2 separate regions of the Homo sapiens genome follow, and region 1 is linked to region 2. The links are chromatin loops, found by intact Hi-C in ENCODE. Cell type or tissue: OCI-LY7. All regions are shown on one strand.

Region 1 (8,000 bases), 170 kb after region 2:
CTGTAACTCACTGGGTAGTCTGCTCCTTGCAAATGAAAACATCCTATGTGATGTGAATTTTCCATGCAACATTGCTTCATTGCTTCAACAAATGAACTCTGTGAGTCAATATTCTGATACCCATTAGATTTACAGGTCTTATCTTGCACCCCATCAGCCAGAAGCAGTTGATGTTGATCTTATAGAATAGTGACATGGCTATTGAAAACCCAGTTACATTGCCAGCTCTCAGGCCATGCTATATTGGGGTGTGAAGCTGGGATGTGATCCTGCAGGATGAGGTAAATGCTCAGAACCTTTGAATAATACATAGTGCAGTTTCTCTTCTCCAGGAACCAAAGGAGTATAAATGGGGTTGTGCCTCCAAAAGTTTTATCAGTAGCCCTTGCATAAAATGTTTGTTTCCTGTCCTCATGACTTTGGTCTTTGATAATTTAGCAGTTTTAATAATTAAGAGTACACACACCAGGGATACAATAATTTTGTGGGATAGACAAGTAGAAATGTCTTTTAGTCAGAAAATACAGGGTCACAATTTAAATGAGAAGACAAGACTAGAGGTAACAGTTTGAGAGTCTTCAGGTGTCCGATGTGAAGGTGTAAGAGTAAATTAGTCCTCTGAAGGAGAGTGCAGACTGAGCAGCCAGCCAAAGACTGCAACCTGGGAAATCCTATAGTCAGAGGCTGAAGAAATGAACACAGGTTGAAACAATCTACGATAAAAATCAGTGAGGCATTTCTAGCTTTAAATAGTATTTGGCTAGCAGCCCTGCCTCAGGGTCTCTCAACTGCTGCCTAAAACCCATAAAAAGGTAAAGAAAAATGACAAAATTAATCCTAACACAGAGCATAAAGAATGACAAGCTGCTTGCTCATTACCAGGAGGAATTGCCCTAATTTATGAGGCTAATGGAGGTGGATTCAGAAAAACAGTTGTTGGCTTATCCATACTCTACTTCATGGTACAGAACAGATCCACCCATCTGAAAGAAAGTTTGGCATCTGAGCATCCCTTTCCCACTGTCTGCTCACTGAATTAGAGAGCCAGTGTCCATCAGAGCTGCAAACTAAGCAGCTGGCCCTCTTCGGCCTCTGTATTAGCCTGTTCTTGAATTGCTGTAAAAAAAAAATTACCTGACACTGGGTAATTTATAAAGAAAAGAGGTTTAATTGGCTCATAGTTCTGAAGGCTATACAGGAAGCATTGTGGCTTCTGCTTTTGGGGAGGCCTCGAGAAGCTTCCAATCATGGCAAAAGGCAAAGGGGGAGCAGGCATCTTACATGGCAGGAGCAGGAGCAAGAGAGAAAGTAAGGGAGGAGGTGATACACACTTTTAAACAACCAGCTCTCACGAGAACTCACTATCATGAGGCATAGCGTGAAGGGGATGGTGGTAACCGTTCCTGAGAAATCCACCCCTGTGATTCAATCACCTCCCACCAGGCCCCACCTCCAACACTGAGGATTATAATTCGACATGAGATTTGGGCAGAGACACAGATCCAAACAATATCAGCCTCTCGAATCTAAAATCCTGCTTTGAGACGTGATTATAATACTGTTAGAGACTATCATCTTTATGCATGTAACTGGGGACTGCAACTTCCGGAATTCAGTGGCGAAAGATGGGGTGGATGGAGAGACAGGTAATTGTCCATTTGCCCTGTCACATTTGTCCCTATGAATACAGTGTACGGGGAGAGTGCTGGCTGCAGTGCTTGCTGAAATGATAGCTGATCATGGATTCCATTGGTTTAAGACAGTGGAATAACAAAAGGCCCTGGGAATTACTCTCACGTAGGCATATCGATCTGGACTCTACTTAGAGATCTAAGAGTGGAGCCAAAGGAAATCCACACTTCCTATCTGAATAGATGACTGATATACTGGACATAGATGAGAAAATAAAGAAGGGAAAAACCTGTCCAAACTGACCTAAGATCTTAATTCTCTCCAGATTTAGCAGTATGAAAAGCTATCACATTCTTGTGTATTTTATTTCCTCAAGTTAACATTCCTGGCTGTCTCCAGATTCTACTAGTTAAGGTCCATCTTGCCTGACAACCTTTGAAAAAGATCCAGTTCTTGAGTTCATCTTCCCTCACAGATTTCAAGTTTCAGATTATTGTTTGCTTCTCAAGGCTGCTTGGCAAGGCTCTTAGACTTCAACTCTCCTTTGTTCCCTATCCACAGCTAGTGGTCAGCTCTGCTTACTTGCACATGACCTGTCCCAAATCCTTGGAACCTTGGTCCATATCACACTCCCAAGCCCTCTTCTTGTCCCAAGAGAAGCATAAAAAATAATATACAAAAGGGAAAGGATCATAATACAGAAGATTCAGAAGATTCGCTTATCTCTGAAAGTGATTTTCTAAGGAAATAGATACCTCTTTTAGAAAATTTGCATTCTCAAGAAGAAAGCAAGAAGATGAGGCTTGTATGAAACAGAAGCAGAAAGACAAAAGAGATGAGATAAAACCCAATCTGAGAATTACAAGTATGTTTGAGGAGTAATCTGGACTAATTTAAACAGAAGTAATAGTAACTCAAAGGCAAATTGAATAAAAATATCTAGACTTAAAAGAAGACCTAAAAGTAAAGAAAAAGGTGACATGAGATTAATGGTCAAAGATCCATATCTAGACATATCCTAGGGGGCAGAGAAGATAACAAGGAGTTTGCAAGCATTCCAGTAGACTAAAACAGATTACTTATAAATAACTAAAAATCAGATAACCCTCATTTAGAGCTTCCATTATAACAAAGTTTGTAACAAAATTTGGATGGATAAAATTTACAATTTAAGCTACTGTTTAAGTGCAAACTAATGTGTTTATGTACGATGGCAAGATAAAACATGAGAAGTTTCAGAATAAAATAATACCCATATTTTCTTCTTTAAAAAAGTCTTGAGCATAGCCGAGCACAGTGGCTTTTACCTGTAGTCCCAACTACTCAGGACTCTGGAGGCTGAGGTGGGAGGATTGCTTGAGCCCAGGAGTTCAAGGTCAGTCTTGGCAACATTGAGAAACCCATGTCTAAAAACTTTTTTTTAATAAAAAATAAATCACATTAAAGCTCTTTTAAAATTTGTCTAGCAGGTTTTCTGGTCTTTACCAGAAAGTCCCCGACAATGAAAAAAAATTTTTGTAAGAAAAATAAATTTTAAGAAATAAATCTTGGCTGGGAGCGGTGGCTCATGCCTGTAATCCCAGCACTTTGGAAGACCAAGGTGGGAGGATCACTTGAGCTCACGAGTTCAAGACCAGTCTAGGCAACATGGTGAAACCTCGTCTCTAATAAAAGTACAAAAAAAAAAAACCTAACTGGGCGTGGTGGCCCACACCTGTCATCCCAGCTACTCAGGGTGCTGAGGTGGAAGGATCGCTTGGGGCAGAGAGGTCGAGGATGCAGTGAGCCAAGATTATGCCACTGCACTCCAACCCAGGCAACTGGAGTGAGACCCCATCTCTAAATAAATAAATAAATAAATCTTGAGTATCTTCAACTAAGAAATCAGAATAAGAATTCCAAATGAAGGCCAGGTGCAGTGCTCATGCCTGTAAACCCAGCACTTTGGGAGGCTGAGGCAGGCAGATCACCTGAGGTCAGGAGTTCGAGACCAGCCTGGCCAACTTGGCAAAACCCTGTCTGTACTAAAAATACAAAAATTAGCCAGGCGTGGTGGCAGGCACCTGTAATCCCAGCTACTTAGGAGGCTGAGGCAGGAGAATCACTTGAACCTGGGAGGCAGAGGATGCAGTAAGCTGAGATCACGCTATTGCACTCCAACCTGGGAGACAGAACGAGACTCCATTTCAAAAAAAAAAAAAAGGAATTCCAAATGAGTAAGTTGTGCTATAAAATATGCACAATGGACATTAAAGCCTATTAAGTGTTATTTATTCAATTAACAGATACTTATTAAGTATTTTTACTATGTACTAAGCAATGGAAATGCAACAGTGAACAAGACTGTTTATTCCACTCGAGGGAAATAAAGACAATTCAATAAGTAATTATGGGTCGGGTGCGGTGGCTCACTCCTGTAATTCCAGTACTTCGGGAGGCTGAGGCAAGCGGATCACCTGAGGTCAGGAGTTTGAGATCAGCCTGTCCAACATGGTGAAACCCCATCTCTACTAAAAATACAAAAATTAGCCAGGCGTGGTGGCAAGTGCCTGTAATCCCAGCTACTCGGGAAGCTGAGGCAGGAAAATCACTTGAACCTGGGAGGTGAAGGTTGCAGTGAGCCGAGATGGTGCCACTGCACTCCAGCCTGGGTGACAGAATGAGACTCTGTCTCTCAAAAAAAAAAAAAAAAAAAAGTAATTATGATCAAGTGTGTGCTATGAAGCATATAGTGGAGGTCGAGGGCCACCCAGAGGAAGTGCAATGTTAAAACGAGGCTAGAAATTAGCCAGGCAAACAAGAGCAGGGAAGAGAATATTCTAGACAAAGTGAGGAGCCTCAAAAGAGAGAGCATTTGAAAAATGGAAATGTGTTCAGTGGGCCTGGAGCTTTGAGATCAGGCTACCAAGGTCGTCAGGGGCTGGATCATGACTGTAAGCCATACTAAGGGCTTTGGTTTTTATCATAAAGGTAAGGCAAGGGATAGATATTATGGAAGAGTTGATCAGGAAAAAGATGATCAGATCTGAGCTTCAGAAAATACTTTTTTTTTTTTTTTTTTGAGACAGGGTCTCCTTTTGGTCACCCAGGCTGGAGTGCAGTGGCACCATCACGGCTCACTGCAGCCTCGAACCCCCCCCAGGCTCAAGCAATCCTCCCACCTCAGCCTCCTGAGTATCTGGGACCACAGACTTGCACCACCATGCCCAGCTAGTTTTTGTTTGTTTGTTTGTTTGTTTGTTTGTTTTTTGTAGAGACAAGAGTTTCGCCATGTTGCCTAGGCTGGTCTCAAACTCCTGGGCTCAAGTGAGCCAGCTGCCTGGGCCTCCCAAAGTGCTGGGATTACAAGCATGAGCCATCATGCCCAACCATATTTTTTCTATATAGGAAATGGATTAGACTGTAGTAGATAAGTGGGTGGATTCATAAGATGTTTGCAAAAAAAGATAGGAAATCAAATCAACAGGATATGGTGAGTGACTGGAAACAGCAGGTAAGGGAGAGGAGAAGTTAAGAGCAACTTCTAAGTTTCTAGCAGGGGCTGTGAGGTGGATAATGGTGCTGTTACTGAGAAGGGATATCTTGCAGGAGGACCAGGTTTAAGGGAAGGGCTAAGTTTGGAATATTTTGAGTTTGAGGAAGCTAGGAATCATTCAAGTAGACAACTAGTTATATGAATCTGAAGCTAAGGGACAATATCTTTCTCAGTATACAGGTCTTGGAGTTAAAAACAATTGTCAAAAAGATTAGCCTAAGAATGTTCATAGAAGCTTTATTCACAAAAACCAAAAACTGGAAACAATCCAAATGTTCAATGGGAGAATGAATATACATACTGTGGTACATTTGTATTATGGAATACTACTCTGTAATAAAATAATAAACTATTGATATATATATATAATACAATAGGTGACTTCAAAACAACATCATATTAAGGAAAAAAAGCCAGAAAACACTACATATTTTATTATTCTATTTGTGTGAAGATTAAGACTAGTAAAACTAGTCTATAGTGATAAAAATCAAAATAGTTGTTGCCTGGAGTTTTTGGGCAGTAGGAGGGGGTGTTGGTGGCAAGGAGGAGGATGAGGGGATTAACTGGAAAAGGGCTGGAGGGAACTTGCTGTGTTGACAGAAATGTTCTGGGTTTGTCTTGACTGGGGTGTTTTTTACACAGAAGGGTATATTTGTCTTAACTCATCAGATTATATACAAAAGATCTGTGCATGTTACTGTATGCAAATTATATCTCAGTAAAATTAATTAGTGAAAAATAAATAAAAAGCACCCAGGAGAGAATTTCCACAGGTTCCTACCATCATCATATCTACCCATCCTATATCTGTGCCCAGGTACTGCCTTTCCTCCTGTTTATAAAAATGAACTGTCTTTTCTCCTAAAGCCACTCTTCCATTGCAACACTATATCCCATTCCTTCTCATCTCACCTCATTGATGACATTACTCTGGTAATTCTCCCTTCACCCTCCTGCATCAGTTTTTCTGTCTCTACTGGATCATTCACATGAGCACAGAAACATGCTGAAAAATCCCCCATTCTAAAAAGAGAGAGATGTCCTCCTTTGACCTGACATCCTCCTGCAGCTTACATTCCATTTCTCTACTTTTGATACAACAAAATTCTTCATAAGTGTTGCCTGTATTTTCTGTCTACAAGTTCCTTCCGTGTCTTCTCTTAAACCTACTCCAGTTAGGGTTTTGCCCTCGTCACAACTCAAACTGCCTGCCAAGGTCACCAATAACCTTTTTGTGGCCAAATCAAATGGTTAACTCTCAGACCATTGATCTTTCTTTTCTCCGCTAAATACATTCTACACTTGCTTCAGGGTTTGTTTTCCTCTTACCTCACTGGCCATTCTTCCTTTGCTGATCCATTTCCCTCAACCCGATCCCTAAATATTGGGTTTGGCCCTTGCAACTCTTTTCTTTCCTATCTATGCTCACTGTCTTGATGGTCACATCCAATCTTGTGGCTTAAATACAATCTATATTCTGACAATATCCAATTAAAAAAAAAACAATTCTCTCCTCAAGACCTGCATCAACCCCAAACTCACAATAATAATTAATTCCCAGTATAGCTCAGAGGGAAAATTACAAGCTCTACTGAGTGAGAGAAAATACTATATACACAGAAAATGCAGCAGTTGAAGGATAACTTGTATTGTCAGAAATTTGGGGAGCATATTGACAGTATATTCTAAAGGTATTAGTCCACAGAGAAAAAAATATAAGGTTGGATCTGGCTAAATTTATTAATATAAATATGGAGATTTAATATGTTTAACTGCCTGGGTGTAACTAACAATTTGCTTGGTTGGTTAGCAGGACTGACTTCAATAGTGGCCTATAGTGAATGAAATTGAGATGCCATCCCAGCACTTTGGGAGGCCGAGGCGGGTGGATCATGAGATGAGGAGTTCAAGACCAGCCTGGCCAAGATGCTGAAACCCCGTCTCCACCAAAAATACAAAAATTAGCTGGATGTGGTGGTGCACGTCAGGCACACCACCGAGTAGCCTAATCCCAGCTACTCAGGAGGCTGAGGCAGAAGAATCGCTTGAACCCGGGCGGTGGAGCTTGCAGTGAGCCGAGATCGCGCCACTGCACTCCAGCATGGGTGACAGAGTGAGACTCCGTCTCAAAAAAAAAAAAAGAAAGAAATTGAGATGCCAGTACTTCTTTGGTATGCTCTAGGAATTAAACCTCAGGCTTAGGGAAATGAGTATGTTAGAGCAGATATGATCATCCACATACCAACCATACCTCCTGGAGGCCTAGAGGGTATTCTCTTCACCAAGCCATTAATAAATTAATAAATATGAAAAATTAATCATTTAATAAATGCCTGGGTTGGGAGCTTCAGTATCCTTTTAAAGCTCTGTGTTGGCTGTATTCCGTAGGTCAGTGATGACGGTCGGAAATGTTGCCATGAAATTAGGAATCCCTGATTGCAATGGAATAATAGAATCCTGGTGTGTAGAAGGCCAGGTGGCAGCATTTAATCATCAGAGACAGGATAGATGCAATTACCACATTAAGCTGCAGAGAGGAAATGTTAATCAAGTACTTTAACCCAAGAGATTTGTGGCAATAATTAATTACAAGGTTCCTGGGAATGAAACAGGTGGGCAGCCCATCAAAGTTTTGCTTTAGAAAAATTCTAGGTCTTCCCTTCTTGCCTCCCAGTTACCTTGGCAGCTGCTTTTGTTTGGGGGCCATCCCACACCTAATGCAGGAAGATGGTGCTTGCAAAGAAGATTAAAAAGTCAGTGGAATGGATCAACTCTAGGCTTCTACTTGTTATAAAAAGTGGAAAGTACATACTGGCGTACAAGCAGACTC
Region 2 (8,000 bases):
TTCTAAGTTTGGATTAACTTCCAAACTTTATCCTTTGCATGTTCAATGTTGTGAAGTATCTCCAAGAGTTCCTTTAATGTGAAAAATTTGCCAGAGTCATTTCCCCTGGAACATTCATGCTTTTCATCACAACCACTTTCCTTATTTACACTGATAAGTTCATCTTCACAAAGTTCATCTGGCTGCATATCTAGAGTCCACTGAATAGCAACAGTGTCAACACTCCCACAGACAGCTATTTATTCTACATCTCCATAAGTGTCCTATTCATATCCTTCAAAGTTACTTCTATAGCGAAGTAAAAGTTTGCTATACTACAGACATAATATTCATTGTTGCTCCCTGAAATGATGTCTTCAACTGCATGCTTTATGTCATATTTCTCCCAAAATTGAGATAAAGAAATTGCATAATCTCCAGTCTCCTTATAATTACTATTTCCTTTTGATGTGGCATCTAACTTCAGTATTTTGGCTGACATGCTAGCAAAACTGATTGGAATTTTTGTTTATTACAGTCTTAATCCAAAGCAGAAGTATATGCTCCAGTTAAACCATAAGCAGCTTTCTGTTCCTAGTGAAACTTAAACTAAAGGATGTTGGAGTGATTTTATCATTTTTTTAAATTTATCATACTTTTTCAATATGGTTCATATCACAACTTTATACAGGCCTAGGTCTCATTCTGTCTTCATTTTGCTGTTGCCATTTTAAAATCTTCTAAGACTGTGCATCTTCTAAAATTACATGCAATTTCACTTTCAGCATTATGACTTTTCATTTCTTTGTAGCACTGTTAGCTTTGTTGGCCAATTTCCTCTTTGGATTATCCATTTTTGTAAAATGTCAAATGGATTTATTACCAGAGACAAAGAGGCAACACAACCACATACTTTGCTATCTGTAAGTAAAGTGAATAACAGATACACAGTGACCAATCACCAACAGACTTTGGAAGAAGCGACATGATTGGTCACTAATCATGTATGTATATAGTGACTTGTGGACTGAACAGCAGAGTTTGTTTTGCAATTACTCTGTTAATATACTATGGTAACAGAAATTTGAACCATGTGTTTGGGAGACTAGTGTTGTAACTGAACCACGGTAAGAGAAAATAATGTATACCATAACTACAAAGCAAGGACTGCCTGTATATACACACATAGGTTCTAAAGAACTCTAGCCAAGATTTTGCCTTCCAGTGGTAGCAGTCTACTCAGATTTTGCAGGTTACTTACTTCTGATTATCACTCAAAAAAGACCAATAGTCTTAAAATCTTAACTGTGGTTGTTGTAATAGTACCACTAATAGTAATAATAGCATGCATTTATTAAGCATTATTGTGAACACTTTACAGTTACTAGCTAATCTTCTCCCCACAATCTTAAGAGGTAAGTTTTATTCACAATTTACAAATTGCAAACTGAAGCACAGAGAAGTTAAATAACTTGACCAAGATCACTGTAAAGCCAAGATTCAAACCCAGATGAGGGTACTCTATAGCTATTTATCCTAAAAATTTCACTCTAGTAACTTCAGTGATATCAGTAATAGGAAGAAGGAGTCTCTCCAGATTTAAAAATTGGTTACTCTTTTCATTCATCAGGTAGGAAATCGTTTTATCTATCTATCTGTCTATGTAACTAACTATCTATCTTAGATTTCCTAGAACACTAGGAAAAATCACCAAGAAAAAAATAACCTAAATAGATCTTAGGACTGCCATAGAGCTGCTACCAGTACAGAGAATTTAACATGCAGATAGGCTATAAAAGAAGAATATCTTAGGTCCACTTTTTTTAAATTTTCAACCAACAAATTTCAAAAACAAAAAAAAATACCAGTACAGAGAAAATAACATACAGAAAGAAGAATATTTTTAGGTCAATGTTCTTAAAATTTTTCATTGAATAAATTTCAAAAATAAAAACAAAAAAACCCTCCATACCATCCTTAGCAATAATGTTCCCATTAATTCTCACATTAATAAAGGGTCAAAATTTAAAATGCAGAATAACTCAAATATGAGTGCTTTCCTTCTTCACTTTTTTTTTTTTTTTTTTCAAGACAGGCTCCAGCTCTGTCACCCAGGCTGGAGTGCAGTGGCACAATCTCAGCTCTGCAACCTCCACTTCCTGATTCAAGCCATCCTCCCACCAAATATGAGTACTTTTACTAACTCCCTTCAAATACAAAATGAGAACTTAGCTACAGTCAGATTTTAAAATATATTAAAAATGATTATAACAAGAAAACCAATAAATTTCAAAGTCTGACATGGTTTAATCCCTGCTTAAAACATTTAAAATCAATTATTTTGCTTTTCCATTCAGTAAGACTAATACAGGACATTCAGATAGTGATACATTATTTGGGCTTTTGCAGATACTAGCTATATGCATCAAAATAAACGGGTGCTAATTTACAAGTATTTTTACAATTGAATGTATTTGTAAACACAATTCAAAAACATCTAAAAGCATAAAGAAAAGGAATATCTTCCCCTGTACAGCTACAGCTGATTAACAAAAGTCCATTTTTCTCCTTCATAAAGGCTCATTTTGCAGGCTACTGATTCCTGATTATCACTCATAAAACACATGTAGATAGGGTTGAACAAAACATGGGCAAAAAATGATGAATTCAATTTTATGAGAAAATTTATAGCAAAAGTACCTACATTAACTTTTGATAAAATAAGAAAACTAGTGATTAGACTTGGAGTTCCTATTTCTTTTTCTCTCGATTGTCATTTCTTTTGTTTTTTTTTCTAATTTTTTTCTTTTATCTACAGTCTATATTTTTTCCCATTTCTATTCGTATTTTTTCTTTAATCCCTTTCCTCTAGGGTTTTTCTTTCTTTACATAGTTGGAAGTAGAACTAATATGATTTAATGAAGAATTAGATGTAGAGTGAGAGAAAATGGAGTTGAAAATGCCAAGTTTTTCATCTACAATAATTGGAAAGATCAAGTTACAAATTAAAAAGACTGTGAGAAATTACAGGAGGAACAAGTTTGGGACAGTGTCAAACTTGATTTTTTAGTTTGATTTTTGAACATATTAACTTTGAGATGCCAGATGAAGATCTGAAGTTGTTGAATATATAAGTTTGGAGACCTCAGGTCAGAGAAAAACATTTGGAATCATCCAGTCATAGATATATTTAAAGTCATGAGACTGGATGGGCTAATCTAACAAGCAAGTGTGGTAGAAGAAAGACTGCTTAAACAATGTCTTTGAGATGTCAAAATGGAATAAAATAGAGTATACAAGTAGAAAATTAGCCTTAAAAGCAGGGACATTTCATATTATAAAAGAATTAAGTTTCTTGTAGTACAGTGGAATAATGAAATAATTCACCTAAATATATAAAACTTCAAAATTTAAAAAATACCAGGGAAATAAAAAGAATGAGTAAATTTATTAAAATATGCTGAAAATTTTAAAAATCAAATATTTAAAGCACAAATACAAAATTTCACCTATAAGACATATTTAACTTTTAATTAATTGCTTAAAGTCCTACTAAAAAAAAAATAACATTTTTAAGTCTTCCTCCCTCTTCCCTTCAAATGATCCAAAGATCTTGAAAAGGGAATAAAACAACTATGCTACTATTACAAATACGGATAAAATATTAGTAACTAAACAATATTTACTAAAGAAATAAAATAATCATATCCTATTTATAGGTACTTAATACTGACCCCTGTAAACATCCCCCGGCCCCCCAAAAAAGAAAGAAAGTCATACAGAAGAGTCAAATGAAAAGGCTTTAGGAAGAATAGCAAGATGGTCTTGATTCAAATACTTGTGTTGCCAATTATAAGCTAGATCTCATAGCAAGGCAAAATAAAATGCTTTAGCTCCCTACTCCCCGTTAAAAAAAAAAAAGTAAATAAAAGATAATCTACTTTGCAGGGTTTCTTGCTTTAGTAAGAAAAAGGCTGTGCGTGGAATGGAAATAAACATACGGTAGAAATAATAGTTGTTTTTTCCTTGCCATTACTGTGACAGTAAAAAGATTATCTAAAATAACCACTTTTTTGTTTTGTTTTTCCTGGAAAAATATCAGAAACTTTATGGACTGCTTAATATCATTAGATATTAATTCAATTAGATACTGTAAGTCAGCATTTGATTAGGACAGAAAACACAGTAATTTAAACAGGGAAAATTTACTATAAAGAATTATTAACTGTCATAGTAGAGTAACTACAAAGAGAATTTAACCCTAAAGCTAAGGGAGAGTACCACAAGAAGAACTAACGTGGAAGTTGGGTCCTTTCACCAAAGGTGGTATTCAGACCTCACTGGAGAAGGCAGGATTACAGCCCAATGAATAGCAAAGAAGTTTGTTGGACTGCCCAGGCAAAGCTAGACCACAGGCACGCAGGAAACCCTCTGGGCTGCAGCCAGCAAAGGCTGGCAGGCAGGTGGGCAAAGGAAATCAGGGCTTCCAGAGTCAGCTCACTGGCAGGGTGGTACGAGGCCTGGGGCACACAGTGTCTGTGTCAGGAAGGCTGTAGGAGGGCCTCACTGAGACAGAACCAAAGCTATGAGCTCACGGAGGGACTGCATGTGAGTGCACAGCTGGGTTGAACCAAACATCAGCAAAAGCACAGCATCACTGGATGTCCCTGGATCTTACAATAAGCAAGAGCAAGAAAACAATAAATGTAACACATCAGAAACAAAAGAAACCCCATCTTCCTGCAGTGTCCCTGCAACACCCTCTACTGGCATAATTTAATATTGTGCTTGCTGCAAAGAAGAAATGTTTAAAGCTCCATTAATGCAGATCAGCTAAGAGGACAGATTTGGAGCCAAGGGGCAATAACCTGGTAACTGGATAGGATATGGTTAAAATACCCAATCTCTTCTAATTAGCAGCCAGGCTACATATCCAAATTTCTTAAACCAATAAATTAAATGTTTATATTATAGAAGTATACTGTGATTTATAAAAGGATTCAAAAAGAGCTGCAATAGAGGTCTGCAAATTGTACCAATGCCAGTTTCCTAGCTGTGATACTGTACTATGGTTATGTAAGATGTTACCATAGGGGGAAATGGGGAAGCACACATAGAGCATCTCTATACTATTATTGCAATTTCCTGTGCATCTACAATTACTTCAAACTGGAATTTTTTTTAATGAGCTCCAAAACATCTAGAATCAATCAACTTATGAGAACACATTACAGACAACAATATATGTTTTCATTGCTCATATTTTAAAAGTATTTCTTAAAATACAATGCTAAAAACGTAATAGTACTACATCCACATTTAATACTTAAACCATGATGCCGCCTCTCCCCACTGGGTGCCAACAGAAGCCAGCAATGAAAAGATGCTGAAAATTCTGTCCTGATTACAAGTTTCAGTTCAAAGGCTGAGAGTCAGATAGAAGCTTCCAGTTATCCACTCCCCAAATTATTCACCTGAAAATGCCAATAGCTTTCTATCAATTGTCACATGAAATCATTAACAGAGAATAATGAAAGTACTTTTGTATAAGTAAGTAATACCTGTTTTCCTATGGAAAAAGAGAGTTATCCTTCTACTGCCTTAAAAGAAAACACAAAAAGGACAAGTGAGTAAGCTCACAGGGTAGCTTTTAAAATGTTATGCAGAATATGGGTCATCCCACTAATCTATTCCCATTTTCAGGAAAGGGAGGAATGATATCCTCTAAGAGAAATTATTATAACATCTAAAATTCTTTATTTTGCTGTAAAAGTTCATAAACGTACTAATTCACATAAGAGAATAAAACATCCAAATCAGACTGACATCTAGGCAACTTCAAGATAGTAACTTGAGTTTTTACCTAAATAAAACTGTAACAACTTGCTAAGGCAAAAGTAAAAATAAGTACTAAGTAAATCCAGCAAAAGACCCTCAGAATGGTCTAACATCAAGTTAGAGCAGTCAAAAAATAATAAACAATTCAAATTCTACTGTCCATCAAATTTAGTGATGTCAACTCACACTAAAAAACTGTTTCATGAGAAGAAGAGAGTCCCTGGGTGATTTTTTCAGTACTCCTTGTCTAGGATATCTTTTCCTCAAGAAAATAACACAAGGAAAGGTACTATCAATCACCCATGCTACACAGTATGGTTCTTATCACTTCAGTTTCTCATTATATAGTTTGTGCTGCAAGCCGGCAAGCACAAATTGAAAACTGAAGCAAAATTGCTACCAAAAGAGGCACATCACTGAACTCTCCAAATGATCAAACTACATGATCTGATATGATCACTGTCATTTAGAAGTGATGTTTTTCTAATGTATATATAATGATTGTATCCCCCCAAATCAATGTGAGATAGAAGTGGCTCATGGAAATCCTTATTTTCCAACAGTGTTGGCCCATGTTACTCACTGCAAATTGAGTTGTGTGCTTATAACAACTCTAATCATTATATTCTGCTTGCTGTATCACTACTTCATTCTGGTTAGCACAAGTATTAATATGAGGGCAGACCCCTGAGAAGAGTGATAGGACAGACATAAAACCTGGTGCCAAAAATCGCTTCCTGATTACCCTTCCCCAAGGCCTGAAACTACCATTATTGGAACCTCTTCATGTTAAGGAATAATAAAGAGGCCCATTTTCTAAATGTATATGGTATTATTTGTCTTGAATCATTTTATCATGAAATAAGAAGTAATACTTGGCAAAAAAAAAAATCAACTAGACAGAGCACTAATGGCAAAGACTGAAAAAATTTCCCCTTCTCTCACCTTTGGAATATTGAGCATAGCAAACTATTCAAAGCATCCAAGTAGGTGCTAAGTAATAGTGCTAGTAATAGTGCATTTAGGTAACAGTGCTAGTAATAGTGTATTTTAAACACTATCAAGGCTTTAAAAATACATATCAATGTGTTAGTATGCAAGAAATCTTTTGCAATATTTCTGTATGTGGTGATACCAAAACCCATAATAATGGCAGCTAGTCAGAGAGAGAAATGATCACCATTTCTGCTTTGGGAACACCAGAAGAGCCTGACCTCATGTACACACACTTTAACATCTCAGCTGGAGACCCTCAATAAGTAAGCTTTGCCCTACCACTCCTCACACATTTCATATACAATGATCTTGCTTTCTCCTCTTAGTTGTTAATGTCAGCTTTCTCTTCTACAAATTGGCTTTTCTCCCAAGGCACTGAGGGTTTGAAATTTCTGAGCAATCACTTGAATGCCCTAACATCTAAGTTCGCACTTTTAAATTCTGCTGAAAAGATACCAAAGAATACCAATTCATTTATCTTCAAACTGGCTTAATTTTAAACCTAGTATATAATCAAGAATTAATTGGGTTTAGCCTTTAAGAGTACACAGTCAGAAATCAGATGACCCTGGTTTAAATCCTGGCTCTACCAGTTTCTGGCCAAGTAACCAAAGTTACTTAACCTGATTAAACCTCTGTTTCATCATCTATAAAATGGAGTAATAGGCCAGGCGTGGTGGCTTACACCTGTAATCCCAGCACTTTGGGAGGCTGAGGCGGGCAGATCACGAGGTCAGGAGTTCAAGACCAGCCTGACCAATATGGTGAAACCCCATCTTTACTAAACATACAAAAATTAGCCGGGTGTAGTGGCGCATGCCTATAGTCCCAGCTACTCAGGAGGCTGAGGCAGAAGAATTGCTTGAACCCGGGAGGCAGAGGTTGCAGTGAGCCAAGATCACACCACTGCACTCCAGCCTGGGTGACAGAGTGAGACTCTGTCTCAAAAAAAAAAAAAAATGCAGTAATAATAACAGTACCTTCCTCATATGTTAAGAAAAGTTGTTCAATGGCCACCAAATAGTAAGTGTTCATTAAATGTTGGCCATTATTATTGCTCTTTTATATCCAGTTATTAAATAAAGCTTAATATGTGATATCCAACATGGGTAATCAAGAAAAGGAAAAGAATATTAAAAGTTTTCATGACTTGAGAACAGTTTTCATACATTCTTTAAAATACATAG

Evidence for each region. Hi-C counts contacts between places; a loop is a spot of excess contacts. Peaks named below come from ENCODE experiments on the same cell type or tissue, not always from the same donor. Only the 100,000 strongest peaks of a DNase experiment are listed, where the experiment ranks them.
Region 1: it touches region 2 in a loop (3-fold over the local background); 2 of 110 quality-filtered maps call a loop at or near these places.

The regions. Positions count from the first base shown.
Region 1 is chr1:174,090,370-174,098,369 of GRCh38, reverse strand. It overlaps the pseudogene RPL30P1 and the pseudogene RNU7-78P. Among named protein-coding and RNA genes, the nearest start is that of RABGAP1L-DT, 65 kb to the left of the region's middle. In OCI-LY7, CTCF peaks have their summits at 4,133 and 4,400; a DNase peak (open chromatin) is centred at 4,389.
Region 2 is chr1:174,259,611-174,267,610 of GRCh38, reverse strand. All of the region lies in intron 7 of RABGAP1L (RAB GTPase activating protein 1 like), which reads right to left. Among named protein-coding and RNA genes, the nearest start is that of RABGAP1L, 100 kb to the right of the region's middle. In OCI-LY7, CTCF peaks have their summits at 4,542 and 4,750 (motif pointing left); DNase peaks (open chromatin) are centred at 2,130, 4,630 and 5,028; H3K4me3 peaks cover 957 bases; H3K27ac peaks cover 6,145 bases.